Linked DNA regions of Homo sapiens: region 1 is linked to region 2. Evidence: read pairs that join two places in POLR2A ChIA-PET (ENCODE). Cell type or tissue: GM12878. All regions are shown on one strand. Each heading gives the region's core, and the rest is flanking DNA. Links, peaks and the distances in the headings are about the cores only.

Region 1 (9,556 bases), core at 605-8,604, 360 kb after region 2:
CAGGCTTTTATACAAACCACAGAATACATGAGAATTTATATTTTTAAAAAATCTTGCCTGAATATGCCAGCAATTGGCAGTTACTGTTAAGGTATTCTTAGACTCCATAATACATGAACATTGAGTATTAACTTGAACCTAAAAATTAGGATACCGTGATTGAATAGACAATAATATTGCTTTAAAATTCTTCAGTGCAAGGTATCTCTTAATATAATTATGTTAATGTGTTATAGTATATATAGCATGAAGCACTAAAGACAGTATGTGGAAAGATTACAGAGAGATTGAAGAAGACATTGTCCCATATATATACCTCCCATGTGCTTTACATCCACTGTTGTGTATTTCAGAGTTCTACATCTTGTCTTGGCTACACATTCCCTCCAACTCTCCCTTGGTTGGTGTGGCAGACTCTGTGAGCAAATTAACCCAAAACCATTCCAAACCTCCTTCTCTCTTTCATTCTCCTACTCTTGAGGTCAGAAAGCCAGGTACCTGGTTTCCAGCTTCTCTTGCAGCTGGGAAAGGCCATGTGTTCTATTTCCGGCAAATGAGTTGAAAGGATAAGTTTCATGGGGGGTTTCTGAGATAGCTTTTCTTTCCTGACAATTGGCACCATGTCTTTCTCTCGCTTCTTTCTGCCTTAAGCAAGAAAAGCACTAGGACAAAAAGCCAAAGCTGAGACTAATACAACTGAAAGACAGAGTCTGGCTTTTGATGGCATCATTGATTGATGAATCAATGCCAGCAACCACTTGCCTCTTTTTAAAAACGACTGTTAGACTATCTTGCTGTTGTTACTTGTAGTTGGAAGAGTTCTTAACTGATCCATCAATATTTTTGTACCTTCTCCTTCAGGCAAAAATTGTCAGGCTCGTTACATTTAGAGCACATGGCCAGACAGACCCTCAAAATTATCAAATACAATCTCTACCATCAACATTAGATATATAATTCCTGTTAGATAAATGCTTCATCCTAATATCATCATCCTTTTCCTAGAGATTTACAACTGCTAATGGTGAGCATGTAACTTTTACCCATGAAATGTTCTGCATGTATAGAATTCAGAGGTGGAATAAGAAGTATTCTAACTATTGAACTTAGAAAGCAGCAAGTTCCATAGGCTAGGGAAAACACATCACATTACCATCTGAATTTTAAGACTCTGGCAGAACTAGAAAGTCCATATGGGCAATGGAGAAGGTCTGTTGCCTCAAAATATTAGCTTATATATAACCCACATTTTACCAAGACTCCCTAAATTGTGGGTAGCAATAACATTGCGTTAATATACTCATTTGATGGTTTCTTATCTTCAGTTGCTAATACAGGATCTCAATCCCCCCAAAATTAGGATACCCCAAGCATTTCTGTAAGTCCCCAGTGTAGGAGCAGAAGGAAAGCTTCCCGTCTGCTCACTGCAGTTTTGCTGAAAATGAACTGACAAAAGGCAGATTAACAAGATAAAAAGGGATACAAATATATTTAATGTACATGAGGGAAAATCACAGGAGTGTGATTACCCAATAACCCAGTGAGGTCCAGATACTTATATGCCCTTCTTCATAGGAGATGGGGAGATAGGGGTTGCAGGAGTAAATTATTTTCAGGGAAAATAAATGATCCCAAAGAACAATGGCCTGGGACAAAGTTCCCCTGAGCTCTGGGGGAGGAGACAGGCAGGTGAGGGGTAGAACTTTATGGTGAACAAAGGTTGTCTTATTATGCAGATAAAGTCCTCCAGGTAATCTCTCAGAATTGCCCTCAGAAGAACAGATGAGAAGTCTGGGTGTGGTGAAGACCCCCAGTCTCTTCACTTCTCCAGTTGTATATATATATACATACACATAAAACCATATATATATTAAAAAAACCCATATGTATATATGGGTTTTGTTTGTTTTGTTTTGTTTTCTCCTGATAGAAGTCTCACTGTGTCACCCAGGCTGGAGTGCATTGGTGTGATCTCAGTTCACTCCAACCTCTGCCTTCCAGGTTCAAGTGATCCTCATGCCTCAGCCTCCCAAGTAGCTGGGACTACAGGTGCCCGCCACCACACCAAGCTAATTTTTGTATTTTTAGTAGAGACAGGGTTTTGTCATGTTGGCCAGGCTGGTCTCGAACTCCTGACTTCAAGTGATCTGCCTGCCTTGGCCTCCCAAAGTGCTGGGATTACAGGTGTGAGCCACTGTGCTGGGCCTCCAGTGATTGATCTTTCCTGGTTATTTGATGAGATCCCTAGGGAGGGGGTCTTAAGACAACTGCATTTCTTTTGGAAAGAAGCTTTCATATTCAGATAAGGAAATTCCAGAGACAGTCCCTCCTAGGGTTTTAGGAAAGAAAGAGGATCAGAGAGGCAGTGGCCCACGCCTATAATCCCAGCACTTTGGGAGGCTGAGGTGGGCAGATCACCTGAGGTCAGGAGTTCAAGACAAGCCTGGCCAACATGGTGAAACCCCTTCTCTACTAAAAACACAAAAATTAGCTGGCCATGATGGTGGGCACCTGTAGTTTCAGCTATTCGGGAGGCTGAGGCAGCAGAATTGTTTGAACCCTGGAGGCAGAGGTTGCAGTGAGCTGAGAGTGTGCCACTGCACTCCAGCCTGGGCTACAGAACGAGACTGTGTCTCAAAAAAAAAAAAAAAAAAAAAAAAAAAAGAAAAAGAAGGATCAGAGAGAAAGGGTGGTAGGGAAAGGTCAGAGAGAGACTGTGGTTCTGAGGCCTTACAATTTTCTTTAATTCTGTCAATCTAAAGTAATCATAAAGTTCAGAATCTAGTTTAAACAGAGTTTATTCAAGTGTAAAAGTTTGAAAATGACCACCAATGGAAGTCAGTGTTCAGAAGTGAAGAAGTTTAGGATCATTTATACAGACAAAGTCTAGAGGAGCATAACAGAATTTCAACATCTTTCTATATAAGGGTTAATGGTTAGTTACAATGATTCGATTAGTTGAGGTGGTCTTTTCCTTTTGAAAAAGGTATATTTAACATTCCACACTGAAGATATAACAGTCATAGGGTCTTTTGTGCCATCTGGTCTGAGTTAGATACAGGACAATAAAGGAGGCAATTAATCTGTACCAAAGACCAGTGACTGGAAGAGGAGGTCTGATCTCTGGTCTCTCCTAGTCAATTACAGAAGAAGAGCAATGAGGAAGAGAGTTAATCTACACTCAAGAAGCGAAAGAAACAAACACGCTGTGGTGACTGAGTTTCCAGGGCTAAACTTCTCCCTTGGCATAATACATTTAGAGGGTCCAGAAATTTTATTTTCTTGTATAATTCAAAGTACTCAATGTGCCAAAGTGCCATGTTTGGGGGTATCATTTTCTGTGCCCCAACACCGGAAAGTGTCTTATGTGATTTTACAAACAGACCACTTCTGCTGTTAGAAAACCCTCTCCTGCTGGGCCTCATCAGCATGGAATATGACCATATCCAATGAACAACATCTCCCAGTGGATACCATGGGCTCCGCCACGACTCTGCCCTACTTTTTTCTTCTACTCCATTCTCACAGAACATCCCGGATGATCCTTTACGAATGAAAATCAGGTCCTTGCATTCCCCAGATCCCTATTGTACTTGGAATGAGATCCATACTGCTTATCTGGTCTCTGTCATGTGGCCCTGACTACACCTCCAGCCCCATCCTTCACCACTGGCCCTCCACCATAATAGTGAAGCTACACGGACAGGCCTTCTCCTTCTTCTAGCACATCAAGCTCCTCCCACCACAGCACCTTTGCCCTGGTTGTTGCCTTTGCTATTGTTCTTCACTTAGATCTTCCCAAGGCATGCAGATCTCAGCTTAGAGATCTCCTTTGAGTGAGGTTTTCTCTGATCATCCAATCTAAACTTGCCCCTTTACCATATTCTCCCATTTTATATTACCATAGCCCTTAGCTTTGCCAACTTCTTTTAGAGTCACCGGTTTGTTTATTGCATCTGCCCCCATGAGAGTGTCATTGCCCTGAAAGCAGAGTCCTCATGTGTCTTGTTCAGTGCTGTAATTCCAGACCCCAGAATAATGCCAGGCACATAGTAAGTGCTCAGTGGATACTTGGACACAGCCTAGGTTAAAAATAGTCCTAGTTCAGACTTGCCACAAAATCTTGTAAGGGACACAGCCATACACTTTCTTCTTTTACTCATGCAAGATCCAAAAAGACACACCTATGGAATACATTTATACAAAATCTTCGCAAAGAAATCAGGGAGGCATTTCCATGAACAGTGTTCAGTAATATCTGTCTGCAGACATAAGGACTACTTAAAAATAAATCCCTTAATGATATGATTTCAGGGGTTATGATACCCCTCCTGTCCGTAAAATTTTTCTAGGACATAGTTTCTCAAACTTGGCAATATATACATTTCGGGCTGGATAATTCTTTGCTGTGGGGAGCTGTCCTGGGCATTGAAAGATACTCAGCAGCATCCCTGACCTCTACCTACTAGGTGTTAGCAGCTCCTCTCCTGTCGTGACAACGAAAAATGTCTCCAGAAATTGCCAATGTCCCATGGAGGGAAAAATAGTCACCGGCTTAAGAACCACAGCTTAGGGCTTATTGAAGTTAAAAACCCACAGTCAGAGATATTAAAATGCAAATTCCTCTAGAAATGGTCTAATTTTACTTTTACTTCATCATTCATTCATTTTTTAACAGTGAATTATTCAGTAGATACCATGCACCAGACTCAGAAATAAGAGCTAAGAATACAACAGACATAGTGAATATTCTTGAGAGCCTCTCTCATTGTGGGGAGGCAAATGGAGAAGTAGACAAGTGCCAAATGGAAGGCCAGGGCAGTGATGGAGGAAGTGCAAGGGGCAGATTAAGGCAAAAGGACGGCCAGAGAGGATGGCTAGAGAGGATCTGTCATATCTTTTCTGGAGGGCTTTCAATGGGTTGGGAGTACTGGAGTAGGGAGAAGGATGCAGAAACGGAGACTAGTAAACTAAAAACAAATCTAGCTTACTTGGCAAGCTGGGAACAATTTGGTGGTGTTTTTATAAGGTGGATCTTTAATAGTCCCAAAATATCAAATGTGTGATGTCTTTCTTTGGTATACAATCTTTGTATTTATTTAACAATTCAAAATTAAATGTTGTAAAAGACAATAATAAATAAAAGCAACCAGCCAGGCATGGTGGCTCATCACGCCTGTAATCCCAGCACTTTGGGAGGATGAGGTGGGCAGACCACCTGAGGTCAGGAGTTCAAGACCAGCCTGGCCAACATGGTGAAACCCCATCTCCACTAAAAATCCAAAAAAAATAGCCGGGCATGGTGGCACACGCCTGTAATCCTAGACACTCAGGAAGCTGAGGCAGGAGAATCGCTGGTACCCAGGAGGCGGAAGTTGCAGTCAGCTGAGATCGCGCCATTGCACTCCAGCCTGAGCAAGAAGAGCAAAACTCTGTCTCAATAAATAAATAAATAAATGCAACCATCCTTAGAAGACCAGGAGGAAACCAAAGTCAGAGAGTTTTTCAGTGTACTTCTCAGGGCAAAAGGAGTCCATGCAGCTTACCTGTAGTCTGTTCCAGCCCTCAAACAGGAACACACAGATATTGGGGGCCAGGGTTCATAGCATTCCAGGTGTGATTTGCTTGGAATGTCCTGGAGGCAAGATTTCCTTGGTCATCTCTGGAGGTAGCAGGAAGTGGGGTTGACAATTTCGAGATGGCAACACTGACTACATTGTGACACTAACAGTTAAAAAAGGTTTGGATGGCTGGGCACGTTGGCTCATGCCTGTAATCTGAGCACTTTGGGAGACCAAGGCGGGTGGATCACAAAGTCAGGAGATCAAGACCATCCTGGCCAATACAGCGAAACCCAATCTCTACTAGAAATACAAAAAATTAGCCAGGCATGGTGGCACACGCCTGTAGTCCCAGCTACTCGGGAGGCTGAGGCAGGAGAATCACTTGAACTTGGGAGGTGGAGGTTGCAGTGAGCCGAGATCACTCCACTGCACCTCAGCTTGGGCGACAGTCTCAAAAAAAAAAAAAAAAAAAAAAAAGGTTTGGACTATAATACATTGATAATGACTAATTTCAGCTCCATGTTAGGTTTTTTTCTCACTAAAGTTGCCATACTTTCTTTTTCCTTCTACAGTTCACTGAACAACAACAAAAAAGCATAATTAATCCTCTGACAGCTGAGCAGCTGAGACCAGACAAGCAAAGCTGAATTTCAAATGACAATGTGTTAAGTAATTAAAGGAGAATGTCCCAGAAGACAGGAGTGATGCGTTTTACGTTTTGGAATCCAGAAAATTACCCAATTAATTAGCTAGATCCTTGCTTTACTTTATGGCCTTTCCAAAATCTCTGTTTTCTGGTCTCAACCACCTCCAGTCTCAGGGAGGGCAAATATTGAGGCTTAGATTGTTCTGATGGGGAAAGTGATAATGTGGAACTTAATTTAAAATATCTTCTCAAGAATGAAAAAATGCATGGACAAGAATGCTTGCTGGGAATTGTCTTGATGGTTACACAACTCAGTAAATTTAGCAAAAATTATTGAATACATACACTTAAAGTGGCTGAATTTTATGGCATGTCATTTATAGCTCAAATCTGTTTTTTTTAAAGAGTGCTTGGTGACGAGTTAATGGGTGCAACACACCAACACGGCACATGTATACATATGTAACAAACCTGCACATTGTGCACATGTACCCTAGAACTTAAAGTATAATAAAACAAAAAGTGCTTGGAAAGGAAAACATAGATGCACAGAAAAATTTGTTCATCAACACAAAAATAAATATTCATAGATACATTATTCATGAGAACCAAAAAGTGGAAACAATCCAAATATTCATGAACTGCTGAATGGCTAAATAAAATGTAGTATATTCATACAATGGAATATTATTTGGTAATTTAAAAAATGAAATACCAACATTATGTTAAGTGAAATAATCCAGGCAGGCACAGAAAGACAAACATCGCATATTCTCACTAATTTGTGGGATCTAAAAATTTTTAAATTGATCTAATGGAGATCAAGAACAGAAGGGTCATAACCAAAGGCTGGGAAGGGTTGTTGGGGGTGGGGAGGAGGTAGAGATGGTTAATGGGTCCAAAAACTAGTTACAATGAATGAATAAAGCCTATCATTTTTTAGCAAAACAGGGTGTCTGTAGTCAATAATAATTTAATTGTACATTTTAAAATAACTAAAAGAATATAATTGGATTATTGTAACATAAAAGATAAATGCTTGAGGGAATGCATAGCCCATTTTTCATGATGTGATTATTATGCATTGCATGCCTGGATCAAAAGATCTCATGTTCCCCATAAATACATACACCTACTATGTACTCACAAAATAAATTATTATTATTATTATTATTTTCAGACTGAGTCTCGCCCCGTCCCCCAGGCTGGAGTGCAGTGGCTCAATCTCAGCTCACTGCAACCTCCACCTCCTGGGCTCTCATCCTCCCAAGTAGCTGGGACTACAGGCATGAGCCACCATGACCAGTCAATTTTTCTATTTTGAGTAGAGACAGGGTGGGTTTCACCATGTTGGCCAGGCTGGTCTTGAATTCCCAATCTCAAGTGATCCGCCTGCCTCACAAAGTGCTGGCATTACTGGTGTGAGCCACCATGCCCAGCCTAAAAGTGAGTTTTAAAATTAAAGTACTGATACATACCACATGGGTGAATGTTGAAATACTACACTAAGTGAAAGAAGCCAGACACAAAAGACCATGTATTGTATGATTCCATTTATATGTTATGTCCAGAATAGGCAAATCCATGAGAGTCAGAAAATAGTTTAGTGGTTACTAGGTGCTGGGAATGAGAGGAATGAGGAGGGACTGCTAATGAGTATAGGGTTTCTTTATGGGGTGATTAAAAAATGCTGTAAAATTAGATTGTAGTGATAGCTGCCTAATTCTTTGAATATACTAAAAACCATTGGATTGTATACTTTAAATGGGTGAATTATATGACATATAAATTACATCTGAAGAAAGCCTTTACAAAAAAACAATGTTTGTTGCAGCATTGTTTATAACAGCAAAAAAAATCAACAATGGGAGTTGGTTACATTAATCATGGTAAAGCGATACAACCAAATAAATACTACATGGTGAAAAGAGATGCCATAAGTGAGCATCACCAAAATCACAGGGAGTGCTTGTGAAAACTCAGAAATTTTTGACTCAATAGATCTGCCATGGGCCTTAAGGAGGTGCATTTCTCACAACTTCTTTTATTCTTTTTTTTTTTTTTTTTTTTTTTTTTAGACTCCTATTCTGTCACTCAGGCTGGAGTGCAGTGGCACAAGTGCAGTGGTGTGGTCCTAGTTCACTGCAGCCTCAACCTCCAGGGCTTAATCCATCTGCCCACCTCAGCCTCCTCAGTAGCTGAGACCACAAGCACTTGCCATTACAGTTGGCTGATTTTTGTACTTTTTGTAGAGATGGGGTTTTGTCATGTTGCCCAGGCTACCCACACTTTCTCATGCTGCTGGCCTTGGGACTGCTCTCTGAGAACCATATCTTTGTATATGTAAGAAAAGAACAAATGGTCACAATATATTGTTGAAGAATCAAAAGGTGGTTGATTAAATTGTATGAGGCTATTAAAAATATAGACATTTACATTATAAATATTATCCCTGTAGACATTATACATTTTATTCATATGACATATGTGAGCACAGAAAGAAATGTCTGGAAGGCTGGGTACCCAAATATTAATTATTTTTACTTTTTGGTAGCAATTTTTATCTTCTTAATAATTGTGTTTATTTTTACAATGAGCCACATGTCCTTTATCAATCTCACAAATTATAATAAATATCGCAAAGTGTGAAAATGTGAGAAATACTTCGTCTAGTATGTTTTAGAAACATTTTTCACTTTGTTCCTGTTATTTTCTGCTTTTATATTTTTTTAGTCATATGTGTCACCTTTTTCTTTTTTTTGAGACAGAGTCTTGCTCTGTCGCCCAGGCTGGAGTGTAATGGTGCAGTCTTGGCTCACCGCAACCTCTGCCTCCTGGGTTCGAGCGATTCTCCTGCCTTAGCCTCCTGAGTAGCTGGGATTACAGGCATGCACCATCATGCCTGGCTAATTTTGTATTTTTAGTGGAGACAGGGTTTCTCCATGTTGGTCAGGCTGGTCTTGAACTCCCGATCTCAGGTGATCCACCCGCCTGGGCCTCCCAAAGTGTTGGGATTACAGGCGTCAGCCAGCGCACCCAGCCATCACATTTTTCTTTATAGCTAATGTGTTTCATGCCATTATTAGAAAAATCTTCCTGCTTTTGATTAAAGCTTTAAAAAATTTTTGTCTAATTGTATGGCTTAATATTTTATGGCTAAATCTGTTGGTGTAGCAGAGTAGGCATCCATCTAAAATTTTTTGTATGAGGCTAGTCAGTTATAATTTTGCTATTTCCTAAGTAGTTCCTCATTTTCCATCGGTTTCTAATGTCTACGTCTACATCTGGGTCTATTATTGGGCTCTAGTCTTTTCCATTAATTACACTATCCTTGCACTGGTTCTAG
Region 2 (9,556 bases), core at 1,034-9,033:
TATTTAGCATTTATATATTTATAATGTAATACCTACATGTCTAAATACAGAAATACACATTTTGTCTCTTTTTCCTTTACAGGATATGTAAAACTCAATGCTTGTTCTATAGAAGAATGCATAAAATTTTTAGTGATTTAGAAAATGTATGTTTTCTTGAAGCCCTTCAGGTAGAATTTGGCCAAATAAAGAATAGAGTATCACATAAACTACTTAGGAAATGAATCATTCGGCTCTATAAAAGTAAGGGAGATATGTCTAATTCTAGTCAGGATGATGACATGGGGCAAAATGTGCCTCTTTCTGCTGTCATTTCAAACCCATCCGAGTGAGCCAGAAAGGGAAGTGTTAACCGCACTTAATACTTAATGCTGACTGCATGCTCATGGTCTCTATGGAGAATTCCTGCAAAAGCGATCCAGGAGCACATTTAAAGTCCTCCTTTTCTTGCTCTATTCTACCTCTCTAGTCTTATGTTCTGAGACCTCCCTGCAGGGGCCTGACATTTTGGCTAAATTATTTCCTACTTTCTAAATCTATTCCCATGCCTGCTGCTATCCATAACTTAATCAACAATGAAGCTTTACTAACTAGCACACTAATGTCAAAATTTTTTTTTAATTGGTGAAACTGGTGACTTGTTAATTAGCATAACAAATGATGGAAAAGGGGGCTTACTGGTGAAATTAAAAGTATTCAATATATGTAGATTGGCTAAAATACTTTAAAGACACTGTCTCTACCCTTGCATGAATAGAGTTTCAGAATCTGGCAAGGTTTGTCCTGTCCCCTTTGAGATGGTGCCAAAGGCTTGCTCCATAATTGTTTCTGTATCCAGCCATTGGTTTCAGATAGGGTTTCTCAACCTCAGCACTATTGACATTTTGGGCAAGATAATCGTTTGTTGCAAGGGTGTTGTCCTGTGCCTTGTAGGATGTTTAACAGCATTTCTGGCCTCTACCCACTATACACCAGTAGCATACTGCCTTTTTCTCCCCATGACAATGAAAAATGTTTCCAGACATTGCCAAATATCCCCTGGGAGCAAAGTCACCCCAGTTGAAAACCACTTGTTTAAGAGGATTTCTGCTTGAATAATCCTGACTAGAAGAAATAGAATCCTGCCTAGGGTGTGTGGCCATCTTCCTGCAGGAATGTGTCACACAGGGATGGAGAACCTAAAGGATAGCTGTCACTTCCCAAGTTGCAGAGTAGGTCATCTGATTAGTTTGTGTCTGCTATATTTATGGATTCTTATGTAGACCATCTCTGTCTGGCATACTAGATCTGAGCCTTGATTTAATTATAACCTACTAGTGAGGTTGATGGTAGCTAGCCAACCCTCTCCACCACAGACTTCTTTGGTGGCTTCTGTGATTTACCATAAAAAAAAAAAAAACTAAGAGTGTGGACCAAATTGGCTTTGGCTGATTCACCAAAGACTCAATATCCACACAAGAAGTAGACAGGCACTACTTTATTGGAAAGAAATCTTAGTGGAGGTATGCTGGGCCATGGAGAGCCAATCCATGATGTGTTGAGATTTAGTAAACCCCATTCTCACCCACAAGAAGTAAAGGCAGTACAAGGGGACTCCCAGTGGTTTCCTCCAGACCAGGGACTGCACCAATCCAAACTTCGTAGACTCTGCAGATTTGGTAACTTTCCAACTGTATTAGTCCATTTTCATGCTGCTGATAAAGACATACCCCAGCCTGGAAAATTTACAAAAGAAAGAGGTTTATTGGACTTACAATTCCATGTGGCTGAGACGGCCTCACAATCATGGTGGAATGTGAAAGGCACATCTCACATGGTAGCAGACAAGTGAAAAGAGAGCTTGTGTAGGGGAACTCCTCTTTTTTTTTTTTTTTTTGAGACAGAGTCTTGCTCTGTCGCCCAGGCTAGAGTGCAGCGGCACGATCTCAGCTCACTGCAAGCTTCGTGGGAACTCCTCTTTTTAAAACCATCAGATCTCTTGAGACTTATTCACTGTCATGAGAGTAGCATGGGAAAGACTTGCCTCCATGATTCAATTACCTCCCATTGGTTCCTTCCCACAACATGTGGGAATTCAAGATGAGATTTGGGTGGGGACACAGCCAAACCATAACATTCCACCCCTGGCCTCTCCCAAATCTCATGTCCTCACATTTTAAAACCATTCATGCCTTCCCAACAGTCCCCCAAATTCTTAACTCATTTTAGTATTAACTCAAAAGTCCACAGTTCAAAGTCTCATCCGAGACAAGGCAAGTCCCTTCCACCTGTGAGTCTGTTAACTCAAATGCAAGTTAGTTACTTCCTAGATACAATGGGGGTATGGGCATTGGATAAATACAGCCATTCTAAATAGGAGACATTGGCCAAAACAAAGGGGCCACAGGCCCCATGCAAGTCTGAAATCCAGCAGGACAGTCAAACCTTAAAGCCCCAAAATGATGTCGTTTGACTCCATGTCTCACATCCAGGTTAAGCTGGTGCAAGAGGTGGGTTCCCATGGTCTTGGGCAGCTCCACTCCTGTGGCTTTGCAGGGTACAGCCTCCCTCCCTGCGGCTTTCTTGGGCTGGCATTGAGTGTCTGCGGCTTTTCCTGGCACATGGTGCAAGCTTTCGTGGATCTACCATTCTGGGGTCTGGAGGACAGTGGCCCACTTCTCACAGCTCCACTAGGTGGTGCCCCAGTAGGGACTCTGTATGGGGACTCCAACCCGACATTTCCCTTCTGTACTGCCCTAGCAGAGGTTCTCCATGACAGCCTTGCCCCTGCAGCAAACTTCTGCCTGGGCATCCAGGTGTTTCCATACGTCTTCTGAAATCTAGGTGGAGGTTCTCAAACCTCAGTTCTTGACTTCTGTGTACCTGCAGGCTCAACACCACATGGAAGCTGCCAATGCTTGGGGCTTCCACCCTCTGAAGCAACAGCCCAAGTTGTACCTTGGGCCGTTTTAGCCATAACTGGGGTGGCTGGGATGCAGGGCATCAAGTCCCTAGACTACACAAAACAGAAGGACCCTGGGCCTGGCCCATGAAACCATATTTTCCTCCTAAACCTCCAGGCGTGTGATGGGAGGGGCTGCCGCAAAGGTCTCCGACATGCCTTGGAGGCCTTTTTTCCATTGTCTCAGTGATTAACATTCAGCTCCTTGTTACTTATGCAAATTTCTGCAGCTGGCTTGAATTTCTCCTCAGAAAATGGGATTTTCTTTTCTATTGCATTGTCAGGCTGCAAATTTTCCAAACTTTTATGCTCTGTTTCCCTTTTAAAACTGAATGCCCTCAACAGCACCTAAGTCACCTCTTGAGTGCTTTGCTCCTTTGTAGGGACATGGATGAAATTGGAAATCATCATTCTCAGTAAACTATCACAAGAACAAAAAACCAAACACCGCATATTCTCACTCATAGGTGGGAATTGAACAATGAGGTCACATGGACACAGGAAGGGGAATATCACACTCTGGGGACTGTTGTGGGGTGGGGGGAGGGGGGAGGGATAGCATCGGGAGATATACCTAATGCTAGATGAGGAGTTAGTGGGTGCAGCGCACCAGCATGGCACATGTATACATATGTAACTAACCTGCACAATGTGCACATGTACCCTAAAACTTAAAGTATAATAAAAAAAAAAAAAAAAAGAAATTTCTTCCACTAGATACCCTAAATCATCTCTCTCAAGTTCATAAGTTCCACAAATCTCTAGGGCGGAGCAAAACGCCACCAGTCTCTTTGCTAAAACATAACAATAGTCACTTTTGCTCCAGTTCCTAATAAGTTCCTCATCTCCATCTGAGGCCACCTCAGCCTGAACCTTATTGTTCATATCACTATCAGCATTTTTGTCAAAGCTGTTCAACGAGTCTCTAGGAAGTTCCAAACTTTCCCACATTTTCCTGTCTTCTGAGCCCTCCAAACTGTTCCAGTCTCTGCCTGTTACCCAGTTCCAAAGTCACTCCCACATTTTTGGGCATCTTTTCAGCAGTGCCCCACTCTACTGGTACCAATTTACCATTTTAGTCCGTTTTCATGCTGCTGATAAAGACATTCCCGAGACTGGCAATTTACAAAAGAAGGAGATTTATTGGACTTATGGTTCCATGTGGCTGGGAAGGCCTCACAGTCATGGTGGAAGGTGAAAGACACGTTTCACATGGCAGCAGACAAGAGAAAAGAGAGCTTGTGCAGAGGAACTCCTCTTTTTAAAACCATCAGATCTCATGAGACTTATTCACTATCATGAGAATAGCATGGGAAAGGCTTGCCCCCATGATTCAATTACCTCCCACCAAGTCCCTCCCACAACACGTGGGAATTCAAGATGAGATTTGGGTGGGGACACAGCCAAACCATATCACCAATACTAGTTAATGGAAAGGACCTGTGTCTTTGAACAGGGCAAAGGGTTCTGGGAGCCAGTTGGCTGCGATTTGTAACCAGGAACAAGAGGAAAAGAATCCAAGGGAGAAGAGCTGCTGGGGCAGCAACAGAGAACTGAGCCCAGCTGAGAAAGGAAAAAATGCCAGAGTCCTCCTGTGCCTCCCCTCTAATTCTCCTCTGCCACACTTGGGATGGGCTCAGTATCTCCAAGTTCAGTGCTCAAGCAGACTGAGATGCCAGTTTCCAGTTCTGGCAGGTTCTCCCAGTCCAAACCCCCATCACATTTCCTGGGTGATGAAGGCTGAAGGACAAGGGAGGGGACAGCCTCAGCACTTCCCCCAAGCCATCTGCCACTTGCTCGAGCTTCTCTCATTATCTGCTGGGTAGAGATGAGGGGCAAACTGAGGTGGGGCCGATCTGCCTCTCTGTATACCCTAGAGGATGAATCTGGACCTTCAAAGTTGATTGTTCTCTGTAGAAAGTAAGGTCGTTAGCACTTCTTGGTACTTACTCAGCTTTAGGCCTAAGTTATGGATTTTAAAATAGCAGTTACATCCCATTCAACATCCTATTACAAAAATATCAGAGCAAAAGCTGAAATTCTCCTTCTTCACACATACTCCCCAATCTTACCTCCTTTACTTAACTTTCTTTTCTAAAAAGCTTTGAAAGAACTAAACAATGCAGAAAGTAACATAGCAGGCACTGTTGTACCAATTACCCACTACTACTCAGAATGACCAAATGTAGCATATTTTCCCATTTTCTCCCAATGTTCAAAATAAAAGGAATATAACATTATAGAGAAAGTTGAAATCTCTTTGTTCATCCCAAACCGCGTCATATACCTCTTCCTGAAGGTAATTACTGTCATGAAGTTGCTATGTATCCTTTATTTTTTTAACTATGCATTAATTAACCAGCAAACCGTACATATCATTTATTTATATAAGTTATATGCTATGTGTTTTGTTCTGCAAATTTATTTTTACTCGTTGCCATGCTTTTGAGATCTTTGTTAATTAAAAAACCTCATTCATTTTAACTTCTATGTAGTAATCTATTGTATTAATATTCCAAATTTTGTTTAAGTGTTCCCTTTTGATGGACAATTAGATTATTTGTAATTATCATTGTTACTGTTATAAGCAAAGGTACAGTGAACATATTTATCTACATGACCCTGAACACACATGCGAGATTTCCTCTAGGACATACAGCTAAAAGAGAAATTATTTGGCCAGATACATGGCCAATTGATTTCTATATTTCAGTAGAAAACTTGTCTTGAATAGGAGTTGTGTGTGTGTGTGTCCTATTTCCACATGACCCATCTGGGTCCCCTGTGGTGAATAAGGTCTCCCACTGGTGACTTGAGGTTCTCCTGCAGATCCTATTTGTGAGCCATTGGGCATCTTAGCTCAATTCATGGTGGGCTGACTGTCCATGTTTCCTTCAGCCACCCTGGACGGCAGCTGTGTGCCGGGTGAGTTAGAGGATGAATTGCAGCTCTATAATGATCTGTTTTCATTATCAGAGGAGTCCTTCTCAACTCTCGTTTCTCGCTGACTGCTTCTCCTTTCCATAGCCTGACTTGAGTTCTTGCCTGCTTTGACCATGAGAACTGAAAATTGAGGACTAGTAAGTATAAGCCCTTCCTGGGGCTCCTATCACATGGCATGTGCCCATTGGAATGGTAAAATTGAGGACAAATGTAAAACAAAACAAAACAACAAAACAAAACAAAACAAAACCTTTCTCCAGCACTAACAGCTGGTGGGCTTAAGAATTATTCAGGTTAAGTTGAATTGACTTCAAGTTTGAGCTGACTTGGTCTGTGAAGTTGTATGGACTTCTAATCACCAGAAATCCTCAGCTCTGCCTCAGTCTAAAATTACCGAGTCCCTTCCTTTGAGTCAAGAAGATAAGTCAAACTATTCTAGAAAAGCCACCATCCCTCTAGGACCTCATGTATTAATGTAGGGTATGGGCTGGGCTGCTGACTCAAACAATATATTCCTCTCCTGTGCAATAAGGCAAGTGGAAGCTTTTCCCCATGGGTTAATCCAGTCACATAATTTCTTCTATTGCATCCTCCCCTCACCACCTCTGTGGAGCACCAAGTCTCTATTCCAGCTCACACACACAGGAAATGGCAAAAAAAGAAGTGGGGAGTGAAAGCTTTCTTTGAAAAATGAGATGTGAAAGTTGCACATATCTCTTCTGCTTCTATCTGTTTGCCAAAATTTAGTTATAAGGCCACCCCTTCATGCAAGGGATGCTGTGAAATGTACATTTAGCTGGGTAGCAACTGTCCTGCTAAAATCCAGTGGGAAGAGTGCTCCCTTATTAAAACGAAGAAGGGGAAAACGTATCTTGGGAATATTTAGCAATCTCTGCCTCATCTGGCACTATATTTTGATACCTGCACAGGTAAGAAAAATCCACTCACGTAATACGAAGTCAAACCATAACCTATCTACATATTTAGATCTATCTATCTACAACTATCTATAGTTCATCAATTCTAACACACGTTTTACACCATAGCAGCTCAGCTCTCAAACTGGAATGTCTCTTCACAGTTGATGGTGTCTTATGGTCTCTGCCAGCCAGAAAGCAGTAATGGTGTGGTTGTCATTGCCTGCACATTCATAAACTTAGCCATTTAAAGGATAAGCTCTCCACAGGTGCGAAAAAACCCCAAACATTTAAGACCATTTGAGAAAGGAATGTGAGTGTTGGCCTTGCCTTGTAATCTTCTGTTGACACCTGAAAAAAATCAAGGATGTTCCAGCATCAAAAGTTGCAGAATGGGTGTCAGCTTCTTGGAAGAAAATTCCAGAGAAAAGAGAGGAATCCTCAGAAGAAATGCATCACCAATGCTCTTGATAGCATGAGGAACAGAAATACACAGAAAAATTATAAACTTTAATGATTCTGAGTTGAAAAATAAATTATAAGACTTTGAATGTAGATATGTAGAATTCTCTATTTAGTGTATGTTTTAGCATGATATATGCTAAAAGTCTATTCTAAATAAGCCCAAAAGAGCTTTAAGCAATATGAAAACATCGAGGCTATCAAAATATTATCCCAAACTTGGAAATAGACAAGAGAGATTTATTTTTAGTGCAGTGCTAGGTTTGATTTTCTATTTGGCTATTTTATAATTTTATAGAGGTAGAGTTTAGATTGTAGATTTAGTCCAGTAGAAATGCAAATCATTTCTATCCCATGAAATGGATAAGCCCAATGATATGGCTATAGCTTTGTCTGATATTAATCAGATTTTTGCTTTGTTTTCTTCAAATTTAACCCAACAATCTAGTAAATCACCTATATATACACCCAACTTCTCAAATCCCATTTGGACTCGTTTAATATTATGCTTGTTCTCTTAATAATTAGCAAGTTGAATAAAATCTTTGATGTGCTTACTTTAAGTTTGCATGAGAGTTTTCTTCTTCCTTTAACAAATCATAGGACACTTGGCAGCATTTCTTTAGTGATGCAGAAAATAATGGCATGACTTGCAATTGATGGCATGCTAAGTTCGATGGATTATGGTATTGCTGCTGCCTCAATTTCTATTTCATCAGCAAGCTAGTGAAAAGGAAATTAGGGTGACCAAATCACAAATGTTGTAGGCATGACATCTCAAAATGTTTTGATGAAGCTTTAGTCTGGAAACACTCTGCAATAGGCATATGTCATTATTTTGCCTGCTCAGCATCAGAAATGCATTCCTTTGTTTCGGGAATTTCCTATCTGTGATATCTTATGGCACATTGAGATGCTTTCCCACTGCTGAAGCTAACCGTGGCAGATACTTGCTTCCCCAGCCTCCTTTGAAGCTGAGACATAGATATGTTTACACCATCCTGGACTATAAATTAGAAACTGGTGCCTCAGTCAAGCAGGTTCTTCAGGGAATCCTCTCTAGGGGTGGCACTAGCTGTCACAGACAGAGTTCTTAGGGTGGCCATCGCTGAAGCGGGAGCACTGGGCAAGTGCCTAGGGTGGGTAGTGGAGGCAGCATCAGTTTTTGGCCTGAGTTGATCTGAGTCCTCTGAGGTTGTGTGGCCTCTCAATTTGCTTCTCCAGCTACCTTGTAAATGCTGTGAGCCACTCAATCTCCTTTAATAGCTTCTCAATCTTCTTTAATCAGTGAGAGTCATTTGCATGAAACAGAAAACACCAATGGAACAGATATTGAGACTCGGAGAGTCGACAGGAAGCAGTGCTTCATGAGTAAATTTGGTTTTCTACCTGCCCAGTTGTTTTGATGACTCACACTAATTGTATTTGAGATGACAGATATTTTAAAATTTAATGTAGATAAAGGAGCCCAAAGACCTAGAGAGATAGGAATGTTGTAGAGAATTTATCATGGCAACCTGTTTTGCTATTCCCCAACTATGGCCCTCAAGCTGGCCTGCAAGGCACTCCCTTTGCCAAAGCTTTGAGGGCCATCCTAGAACCTTTAAAAAACACTGCAGCGGGGGAATCAGAGATAGTTAATGTAGCCTGGTTGGGGCTAAAGACAGTGAAAAAACACTGGTTTCCTAGAGTTTTCTCCTGGTTCTCTAACTCTTCCTCTCCTTGATAATTGCTCTCTGGAGGCTGGTGATACAGGTGAAAGATGCTATCTTTGAAATGGCTTCTTGGTCTCAAAAGGGATATCAGGATCCCCATGGTACTGGCCTTGAACTAACGGATGATTCCTGGGGACTTGGAATGCTGCTGTACTTCCCTTAGTCAAGGAGTAAGGATTTCTTTGGTTGTGTAATAAGTGGAATTTTTAGTCAAGTGCACCCCATAGTAGGCACAGGGGAGGGGAGAAGGGGAGAGTCTAGTTCTTTAGGGTATAACTGGATTAGGAGTAGTCAACATCTGGCAGAATTTCTACATCAGCTCCCTGACCTATGGTAAGAGCCACTATGGTAGGAAGGGCCAATGAAAAACCTCTGAAACTCCTCCACAGAAAAATTATAAATCAAAAGGGATATTGGACCCCTAGGGAAATAGCATGAGTTTACGTGGTTGTCCAGCCTTCCCGACAATTCTTAAGCTGCCCGGTATCCTTTTTAAAAATTCTTGTTCTGCTGAAATCCTCTGAAGCCAGTTTCATTTGCAGTGCCCTGATACTGCTATATGATTATTTTGCCAATGA

The links. Peaks named below come from ENCODE experiments on the same cell type or tissue, not always from the same donor. Only the 100,000 strongest peaks of a DNase experiment are listed, where the experiment ranks them.
Region 1: POLR2A ChIA-PET joins it to region 2 with 11 read pairs; 2 of 35 experiments call an interaction of 5 or more read pairs at or near these places.

The regions. Positions count from the first base shown.
Region 1 is chr2:37,901,514-37,911,069 of GRCh38, forward strand. No RefSeq gene overlaps it. Among named protein-coding and RNA genes, the nearest start is that of RMDN2, 19 kb to the right of the region's middle. In GM12878, for the core only: no CTCF peak of the experiment used is centred there; no DNase peak of the experiment used is centred there.
Region 2 is chr2:37,543,859-37,553,414 of GRCh38, forward strand. No RefSeq gene overlaps it. Among named protein-coding and RNA genes, the nearest start is that of LINC03063, 14 kb to the right of the region's middle. In GM12878, for the core only: no CTCF peak of the experiment used is centred there; a DNase peak (open chromatin) is centred at 5,934; H3K4me3 peaks cover 539 bases; H3K27ac peaks cover 4,982 bases.